Regions from separate parts of the Homo sapiens genome. Here region 1 is linked to region 2. A link is a contact called in ENCODE Hi-C or POLR2A ChIA-PET data. All regions are on one chromosome and are shown on one strand. The core of a region is the stretch at or near the end of the contact, and the rest is flanking DNA. Distances in the headings are between cores, read along the strand shown.

The links. Hi-C counts contacts between places; a loop is a spot of excess contacts on that map. ChIA-PET counts read pairs that join two places held with the same protein, here RNA polymerase II (POLR2A). Pooled maps may share reads with other maps.
Region 1: a loop to region 2 is called in a map of CD8-positive, alpha-beta T cell, with 2.8 times the contacts of the local background. The contact joins the promoter of MAP6-AS1 here to the promoter of GDPD5 in region 2. A Hi-C loop is called at or near these places in 7 of 168 maps with a recorded cell type or tissue (CD4-positive, alpha-beta memory T cell, CD8-positive, alpha-beta T cell, DLD1 and 4 more), 5 of 37 single-sample maps with no recorded cell type and 9 of 50 pooled maps. POLR2A ChIA-PET finds 5 or more read pairs at or near these places in 7 of 52 experiments (BJ, H1, HEK293 and 4 more).

What each region holds. Positions count from the first base shown.
Region 1 is chr11:75,580,469-75,584,730 of GRCh38, reverse strand. MAP6-AS1 (MAP6 antisense RNA 1) reads right to left here and starts at 1,535. Exons shown (of 2, transcript NR_145823.1): 1 at 1,450-1,535. RefSeq lists an enhancer at 1-501 and silencers at 1,248-1,397, 1,408-1,517.
Region 2 is chr11:75,523,150-75,527,288 of GRCh38, reverse strand. It overlaps GDPD5 (glycerophosphodiester phosphodiesterase domain containing 5), which reads left to right and starts at 1,348. Exons shown (of 17, transcript NM_030792.8): 1 at 1,348-2,079. RefSeq lists silencers at 1,021-1,080, 1,131-1,650 and enhancers at 1,497-1,997, 3,925-3,974.

The sequences.
Region 1 (4,262 bases), core at 286-2,785, 57 kb before region 2:
TGGGAGGCAGAGATTGCAGTGAGCTGAGATCTAGCCACTGCACTCCAGCCCGGGCGATAGAGCGAGACTCTGTCTCAAAAAAAAAAATCGCATGTGGACACCTTCCTCCTCCTCCCAGTCCTTCCTCTGACCCACACACCAGGTCCCATGACACACACGTTTCCACAGGCCAAGCGAACCGTGGCGCCATCTCTGAGAAGCAGAACAAGGTTTCCCTGAGGGCCTCCGAGACACCCGGGGGCAGATGTCCAGGCCACTGGCTACCAAGGCTTGACCTCTGAAGAGACGTCTGGAAACAGGGCCTGGTAGTCAGCTGCCCTGGGGCTGGGGGGAGGATGGTCACAAGCCCCACATGAAGGACGCTGCGCTCCCTCAGAGAGTGTCAGAATGGAAAGAGATGTGGGTCCTGTTCCAAGCGTTGCGGACTTAAGAGGTCAGAGAGAATCGCCCAGAAAAAGTTCAGAGGGGCTGGCCCGGAGCTGTAAGGAGGAACCAGGGAACTGTGGTGCCCGGAGTGATTCAATCAGGAGACAGTGAGGCCGGGTCGAAAGCTGGGAGGGCCGGCGCAGATGAGGACTGAGGGGTGGCCGCTAGATCTGGCAGTTTCTGCTATGAGCCCAGAGCCAGCCCCTCAACATCTTCATTTGCAAGCCGGTCCTGACGCACAGAGCAGCGCCTCTGAGCTGCAGGCCTTCCCAGCTCAGTCCAGTCCAGCCCTCCACTACCCAGAAAGAAGGCCCAGTGCGGGAGGAGGGGCTCTGGGTCCCCATCTTGGGGTGGGGCAGGGAGGGCGGGGGCGCACCCGACTCTCCTGGCCCTTCTTACAAGCAGGCTTCACTCGAGGCCTAGCTCCTCCCTGCGGCAGCCACTTCCCAGTCTCCCGCGGCGTCCCCTTCCCCACCTCTCCCTCCTCCCTCCTCTCCTTCTTCCTCCCAGCTGCGGGAACTCACAAAGCAGGGGCGACCGCAACCCCGCAGTCCGCGGGCTCCCGCGCCCCTGCTGCAGCCGCCCGGGGAGGGGAGAGGACGGCCCCGCGGCGCCGCAGAAAGGGCGCCCCTACGCCGCGAGGGGCAGGGAGTCGGGGGGTCTCTGGAATGGGAGGCTCCCCACCCGGCCCAGAGGCAAAGGCGACCCGCTGAAACTGGATGGGCCGGCGGCGGAACTCCGACCCGAGAGTCCCACTCCGAAGATGCCCAGGCTCGGGAGGGCGTCTCCGCCCACAGAGCCCCGCTACCAGGGCTCTCGGCTCGGAAACAGCAGCCCCCGTCCCCGCGCACTCGCACAGCCCCCCGCCTGCAGGCTCATCTCCGGCCCCGCCCCGGGCTCCGGGCTCCGCCGCCCGTGCAGCCTGGCCCCGCGAGACCTCGGGACGCGGGATCGGGCCGGTGGGAAGGATAGTGCCCTGGCGAGGGTGGGCGAAAGAGGCCCCGGTATCTGCGCTCTGCCTACCCGCTTTGGGCCGCTAGAAGGCCTGGCTGGGAGACCCTTTCCGGGAGCTGGGCCGAGGCCTCTCTGGAGTCCCCGGTGGCTGGTCTGGGGAAAGGCCGCGATGTTAGTCCTCACACAATGGACCCCACCCGTGATACCTGCCGACGCCCCACACGGCCTAGGCACCTTGTGCCATATTGGGGGAGCGGGGAGACGGTCTATGTGGACAAGGGACAGGAGCCAACTCGGACTGGAGCGACACTTTCGGGAGTCTGTGCCGCTGAGTGGATGGATGGTCTAGAGGAAGTGGGTGGGAATGCACTCGGGTTGACCCAGTTCTCAGCCAGAAACCGGGAAATCCTTTTCAGTACCAGTCTCCGACCCTCAGCTTCCAAACTATCAGTAAGACCTGCCTGGCCTTCCTGCTAAATAGCAAATTTGCCCACTTTTCACTATCTCTATGGCCACCCCCTCTTACCTCACCCATCTCACAATTTGTAATTCAGTCTATGCATCACAGCATGGCACTCAGGTGTAAGAAATGCCACGTCTTTATTTTGGTAAATCTAATTAAATAGACTGGGAGCCCCCTTCTCTCGTTGCCACGGTTGACAGGAAATCTGATATTAGTCATTTTCCTGGAGCCTCATCCTGTCTTTGGGGCTTATCACAATTCCAGGAGGTTCAGGCCATCCTGAGAAGAATCACTATGGCTTCCCTGAGCCCAAGCCGGGGGGCTGGCAGCCCCTCTCCCTCTCCCTAGGGCTTGGCTGGGGACCTCCCAAAGCCTGCCCAGGTTGTGGTATTTCTGCCCAGTTTGCCCAGGCATTCCTATAGCTTCCACATCTGAGCCCATCCCTCAGAGGCCCTGCAACCCAGCCCGCAGGCGCGTGGCCCTTTCTGCACACCTTCATTCCCGGAGGGAAGCCACTCCATCCCTCATCCATCAAAGCACCTGCACTTTCACTCCCTCTCCACCTTGGGCCATCAGTTCAACATCCTCTGCTGGGTGTGGTGGTGCATGCCTGTAGTTCCAGCTATTTCGGAGGCTGAGGCTTGAACCCAGGAGCTCAAGGCTGCAGTGAGCTCTGATCATTCTACTGTGCTCAAGAGCCCATCTCTTGAAGTGGGGGGAAAAGGGGAAAAATCCTCTACGGCGTTTATTCTGGTTCTGGGTGGGCCAGGGCTTCACTGTTTTACATTCCCACCCACAGTGTAGGAGGGTTCCAGTTTCTCCACATCCTTACCAACACTTGTTATTGTCCATCTTTTTCATGTAGCAGTAATTTCTTTGGCTTGTTCCAGAATCTTACATTTTTTTCTTACATAAAAATTGGTATCTAATAAATATGAGTAGATCTCTATTGTTGTGTGGATTAATGGGAATCCAGGAAACAGCTTGTTTTGGCAGGAGGATGGACTCAATTTGGTGTCCAGACTTCTGGACATGGTGGTCTGAGACTGGGAAAAGGGTCTGAGCTGAAGGCGGAGATGCAGACCTCATTGAAATGTGAGCCTCGCCAACCCACAGAAGGTAAAAAGGCTATGAGAGAGGGTGAGTTTACCCAGCAGGAGTGTGGAAAGCGAGAGACGGATGGGGTCAGGTCAGAGCGCTGGGAAACACCCACATTCAGGGGACAGGCAAAAGAAGGAGCCCCCAAGTGGAGGCTGCCCTAAAGCAGCAGAGGAGTCAGAAGAAAACTAGAAAGGAATGTCACCTTGGGGAAGACATCAAGGATGAAGAGTTAACAGGGTTAGAGACCATAACGGCTTCCCTGCAATATGGATTTAGAATCTGTTGAACAAAATGGGCAAAATGTCGTTACATATTGAAGTTTTGTGATGGGTACTATTATTTATTTATTTTGAGATGGAGTCTCACTCTGTCGGCCAGGCTGGAGTGTGGTAGTGAAATCTCCGCTCACTGCAACCTCCGCTTCCCAGGTTCAAGTGATTCTCCTGTCTCAGCCTCCCGAGTAGCTGGGACTACAGGCGCACACCACCACGCCTAGCTAATTTTTGTATTTTTAGCAGAAACAGGATTTCACCATGTTGGTCAGGCTGGTCTTGAACTCCTGACCTCAGGATCTGCCCGCCTCAGCCTCCCAAAGTGCTGGGATTACAGGCGTGAGCCACCGTGCCCAGCTATGTGTACTATTATTTAATTGTCATGTATGTTGGAATTTTTTTCATAGGCGCGAAATTAGTTTTTTTTGTTGTTGTTGTTGTTTTGAGATGGAGTCTCACTCTGTTGCCAGGCTGGAGTGCAGTGGTGTGATCTCGGCTCACTGCAACCTCCGCCCCCCAGGTTCAAGTGATTTTCCTGCCTCAGCCTCCCGAGTAGCTGGGACTACAGGCGCATGCCACCATGCCCAGCTAATTTTTTGTATTTTTAGTAGAGATGGGGTTTCACCATGTTGGCCAGGATGGTCTCGATCTCTTGACCTCGCGATCTGCCCGCCTCGGCTTCCCAAAGTGCTGGGATTACAGGCATGAGCCACTGCATCCGGCTGAAATTAGTTTTTTTTAAAGTAGCAATAAAGAGATCACTGACTTTGGCAATTGTAGACTCTCTAGAGTAGAAGAAACAGAAGCCCGATTTCGGATAAGGGGGATAAGAAAGGAGAGAAGTCAAGTGTGTTTTCATACCTGATGCATAATTTACTGACATCTCATTTAGCAACCACTGAGCACATATAACCCAAGTATCCCTGAGAAAAGAACACACTGTGTGTTACAGTCATTAATTACTTTCACAATCCCTTGGTGCCTCCCACACTGAGACCACTGTCAGCTAAGCCCAGCCAGCAGTGAGCCAAGAGTCCTTCCCCAAA
Region 2 (4,139 bases), core at 99-2,598:
GCCTCTCTGTGCTGAGTCCTCATCTGTGAAATGGGGTACCTATCACAACATAAGGTTGGTGTGAGGTTTACAAAGAGACTGTACTGTGCCACCAACATCCCTTAGCTCCCCAGGCCAGTTAGCGGCTTTCACATGGTCCCTACCCCACTCCCCCGCGGCACACATTCAACTTTCATTCATACATCAGTTCCCTCCAACACCTTCTCTGCGCCTGGTCCTGTGCACACACTGAAGACGGCTCCTTGGCCAAGCACAGGGCTCACACCTATAATCTCAGCACTTTGGGAGGTCGAGGCAGGAGGATCGCCGGAACCCAGGAGATCGAGACCAGCCTGGAAAACATAGGGAGACCCTGTCTCTACAAAAAATTTAAAAATTAGCCAGATGTGGTGGTGCACGCCTGTAGTCACAGCTACTCCGGAGGCACAGGTGGGAGGATCTCTTTAGCCTGGAAGTTCGAGGCTGCAGTGAGCCGTGATAGTGCCACTGCACTCCAGCCTGGGCCACAGAGCGGGACCCTGTCTCAAAATAAAATGAAATAGAAAATAAAGACGGCTCCTGCACCCAACGCGCGGGGTGGGAAGGGGCGGGAGCGGACTGCAGATGCATCACGATTCGAAGTGTGTGTCCTCACACAACTCTGCTCTTGAGTTCGTATTTTTAAAATTGACCACGACGCTCCTCCTCGGGGATGGGCGCAGGGAAGGGAGGCTTGTGGAAGACAAATTCGCTCATTTCCAAAAACTTATTTTTCACCGTTTCCTGAAATCTGAACACTTCCCAGCCCAACTCTCACCTCTGAGCGCCGAGCACTAGAAGCTAGGGAGAAGCAAGGTGTCGGTGGCATCCCACCACTCAGGAGGGCTCGCTCCAGCGTCCCTGGGACCCCTGACCCCGGATATCCTCCACCTTGCCTCGCCCCGGCTTCTTTTCCTACACTGGCCCCTGCTCCTTCCCCGTGACCCCCGCAATCCCCGCACAGCAGTCCCCATGCCCCCGTCCCAGGCAAGCCAGCCCTCTCGCCTCTCCCTCCTTCCGGGTCCCGAGGCCAACCCCCTCCCCGATTCGGCCCGTTCCGAACCCCCAGCCCCGCCATTGTCCTCTTGCAGCCGCACCTCTCCATTGTCCGCCCCGCCCTCTCCGAGGTAGAATCCGCTTTCCGCAGGGCGCCGCTCCGCTCCCACCCTCGGATTGGCTCCTGCGGCCCCACGCGCGAGGCCCGGGAAGGGGAGAGGGCGCGCACCCCGCCCCTGCCCGCAGCCGGCCGGGGGCGGGGTCTCTGCTGACTCCGCCCCGTCCGGGCGGGGCCGCGCAGGCTGGCGCTGGGGCGCTGGGCGGCGCTGTTTCGGCTGAGCTCGGGCTGCGGCTCCGGTGGGGGTGGGTGGCGGGGATGACAGCGGAGGTGGCAGCGGCGCGGCGCTGAGCGAGCGGCGAGGGAGCAGGGGAAGAGGAGGAAGTGGAGCCGCGGCCGGGAGCTCGGGAGTCGGCCGCCGCGCCGAGGTTCGCCCCGTTTTGCAGAGAGAGCCGAGTCGGGACCTGGAAAGACTTCCCCGCGGGGCTCCGGCCGCCGCGCCTCCCCGCCGGCGCCTGCCCTGCCCTGCCCGTCCCAGCCCCGCGGTTCGGGGCGTGCGGCCGGGACGCGCGGAGCCCCGGCCCTGACCCGCTGCGCCGGGACGGGACGCTCCTAACGCCGCCGTACCGGTCCGTGGTTGCAGGGTCGCTCCGCGCCTTTCCGTCAGTGAGGGTCGGAACCCCAGCTCCAGGGCTAGCGCAGTGTGGCCCCAGGCCCTCGCCTCCGGTGCACGGGACCCCGGACCCCCCCAGCCTCTGGCTTCACGAGACCCCAACCTTCAGTTGGAACAGCTTGGAACAGCGCGAGCGCCCGGGAAGCCCTGGCCGGGTCGTGCGCTCGGTGAGGGGTCCTAGGCGGGCAGGACAGTCGGACCGAACCGCCGGGCTGGTGCCGCGAGCCCAGGCTGTCACCTTCGTCCCGCCTCAGGTGAGGGGTTCAGCGCCTGCCCCGAAGATAACACAGGGGTCCCCTTCTGTCCCGGCGGCCTGCGAGAGCCAAGGCTGCAGGTGAGAGCCCCGGATGCGCGGCAGGAGCGGTCCCCGACCCCATCGCGGCAGCGCGGGGGCCAGCGGAGGGAGTGTCAGGGGAAACAAGCAGAGGCTGGAACTGGCTGGGAGGGGGCGCGGGAAGGGGAGGGGAAAGAAAGAAAACGGGTACTTATTGAGCGCCCATTGTGTGCGGGTTCGCGCCCTGCCCCGCCCCGCCCCGCCTAAGCCTCACTGCTACTCCTGAAATAGGTGTTGTGTATTATTATCGGCGCTTGCAGATGGAGAAACTGAGGCTTAACGGGGCTGAGTGACCTCCTTTCACTGCGGGGAGGAGACTGGGGAAGCGGGAGAGGATAGAGGGGGAAGAGGCAGAGCACTTGAGCGCTGATGCTAAAGCTGAGGAAGTGGCTTCTTCTTGCCTCCCGCTCCCTGGCCATGTCACCCGCGAGGAAAGGTGACTCAGAGTTGAGGGTAGAGGTGGGAAGCTTCCCAGTTCCAAAGCTTCTCTCCCTGTGGGCCCAGGATGTGAGAGCAGCAGCTCCTGGCCCTTGTGTGTCAGACTCCAGGGTCTCTAAGACACTCTGGAGGTCCTGAGACGTGCTTATCTGTTGGTGAATTCACTGCAGAGATCCCCAAGTAAGGGTCTGTCAGAGCTGGAGATGTAGCCCCTCTGGGGTGGCTGGAGATGTGGCTCACGTGACTCACCTCCCTCACATTACTAATGGGGACACTGAGGCCCACCCGAAGGGAGTGCCAGTTGTCCGATCCTAAAGCCAGTGAGTCCTTGAGCCACAAGTAGACTTGAGAAAACCTTCCTGAGCATCCTTCAAGGTATGCACACTCCTCCCCAGTTAGGATCTTCTGGATAGGTGGCTGGGGCTTTCCCTATCGCTGATGTGAGATCTGGGCGACCATGTATGAGGCTGTGGTGAGAATTAGTGTGGTTGGTTGCTGGGGCCCCGAGGAATGCCTGCAACCGCATTGCCTTTGGCCCAAATGGAAGGTCCAACCTCATTTTCTTCTGGGCAGGGGAACCTGCAGGATACCTCTGCCCAGGAAGGAAGGGACCTGCTCAAGGTCTCAAGGCTGGGGGCTCCCAGGGCTGGGGCACAGTCCCAGGTGTCTTTATTCCCAGGCAGGGGATGCTTCTGCTGCCCCCAAGGCATGTAGGGAGAGGGGTGTTGTGAAAGAGCCCTTGGCATGGACTCTGTGGGCTCTTATTCTGTGTGGGGACGGGGAGGGGATATGGCCTTGGTCTGGGCCCTGTGGCCTTGGCTAGGCCTAGTTAACCCTAGAGATGCCCAACTCCCTGGAGTCAAGGGGAAACCACCTTGGAAAGCCCCTGGAAGGTGGAGGAGCGTGGTGAGAGGTCTGTGGAAGTCTGAAGCTCAATCCCTGGGGGTGGAAGGGTTAGGGGATCCCAAAAGACAAGGTGACTGAGGGGCTTGGGATTCCCTCTACCCCAGACCTCTGTCTGGGGCTTCAAATCCTCGCAATAATCTCTATGTCTAAACAAAGCTCTTTGATGAAATAATTTCACACCTGTGATCTCCTTTCATGACGTGGAGAGAGCCTGGAACCTAGAGTGAAGCAGAGGAGGGTTGCAGAGTCACTTGTGACCTCTTGATGCATCCATGGTTCCAAGTGCCACTTTAAAATAGGTTATGGCAGGCTGTGTGTTACCTGCTCAGTTAGTGGGGCCATCACATCTGGCTGTCAAGTGCTAAGGGGCATGTTGTACTTGCCAAGACTGGGGAGGTTATTAATGGCCCAGTCTCGTGTGGGCAACTGAAGCTCAGAGAGGTAAAACCACTTCCCCAGGGCCTTTGAGTTTGCTTGTAGAACTGTTTGAGTGCCAGCTGCATACCAGGTGCCCTGGAAGTTACCCAGACGGGCTAAGCGGCAGCCTCGAGCCACAGTAACTGGTGAATCCCAGATAGTGGTAAATCAGACAGACCAGGTGGGCGTGAGTCTACTGTGCCTCCCACTAGCTGAGTGGCACTGAGCAAATCACTTCATCCCTCTGAGCCTATAAAATTAGAATACCTCCTTTAGCAGGTTGTTGCGAGGATTAAATG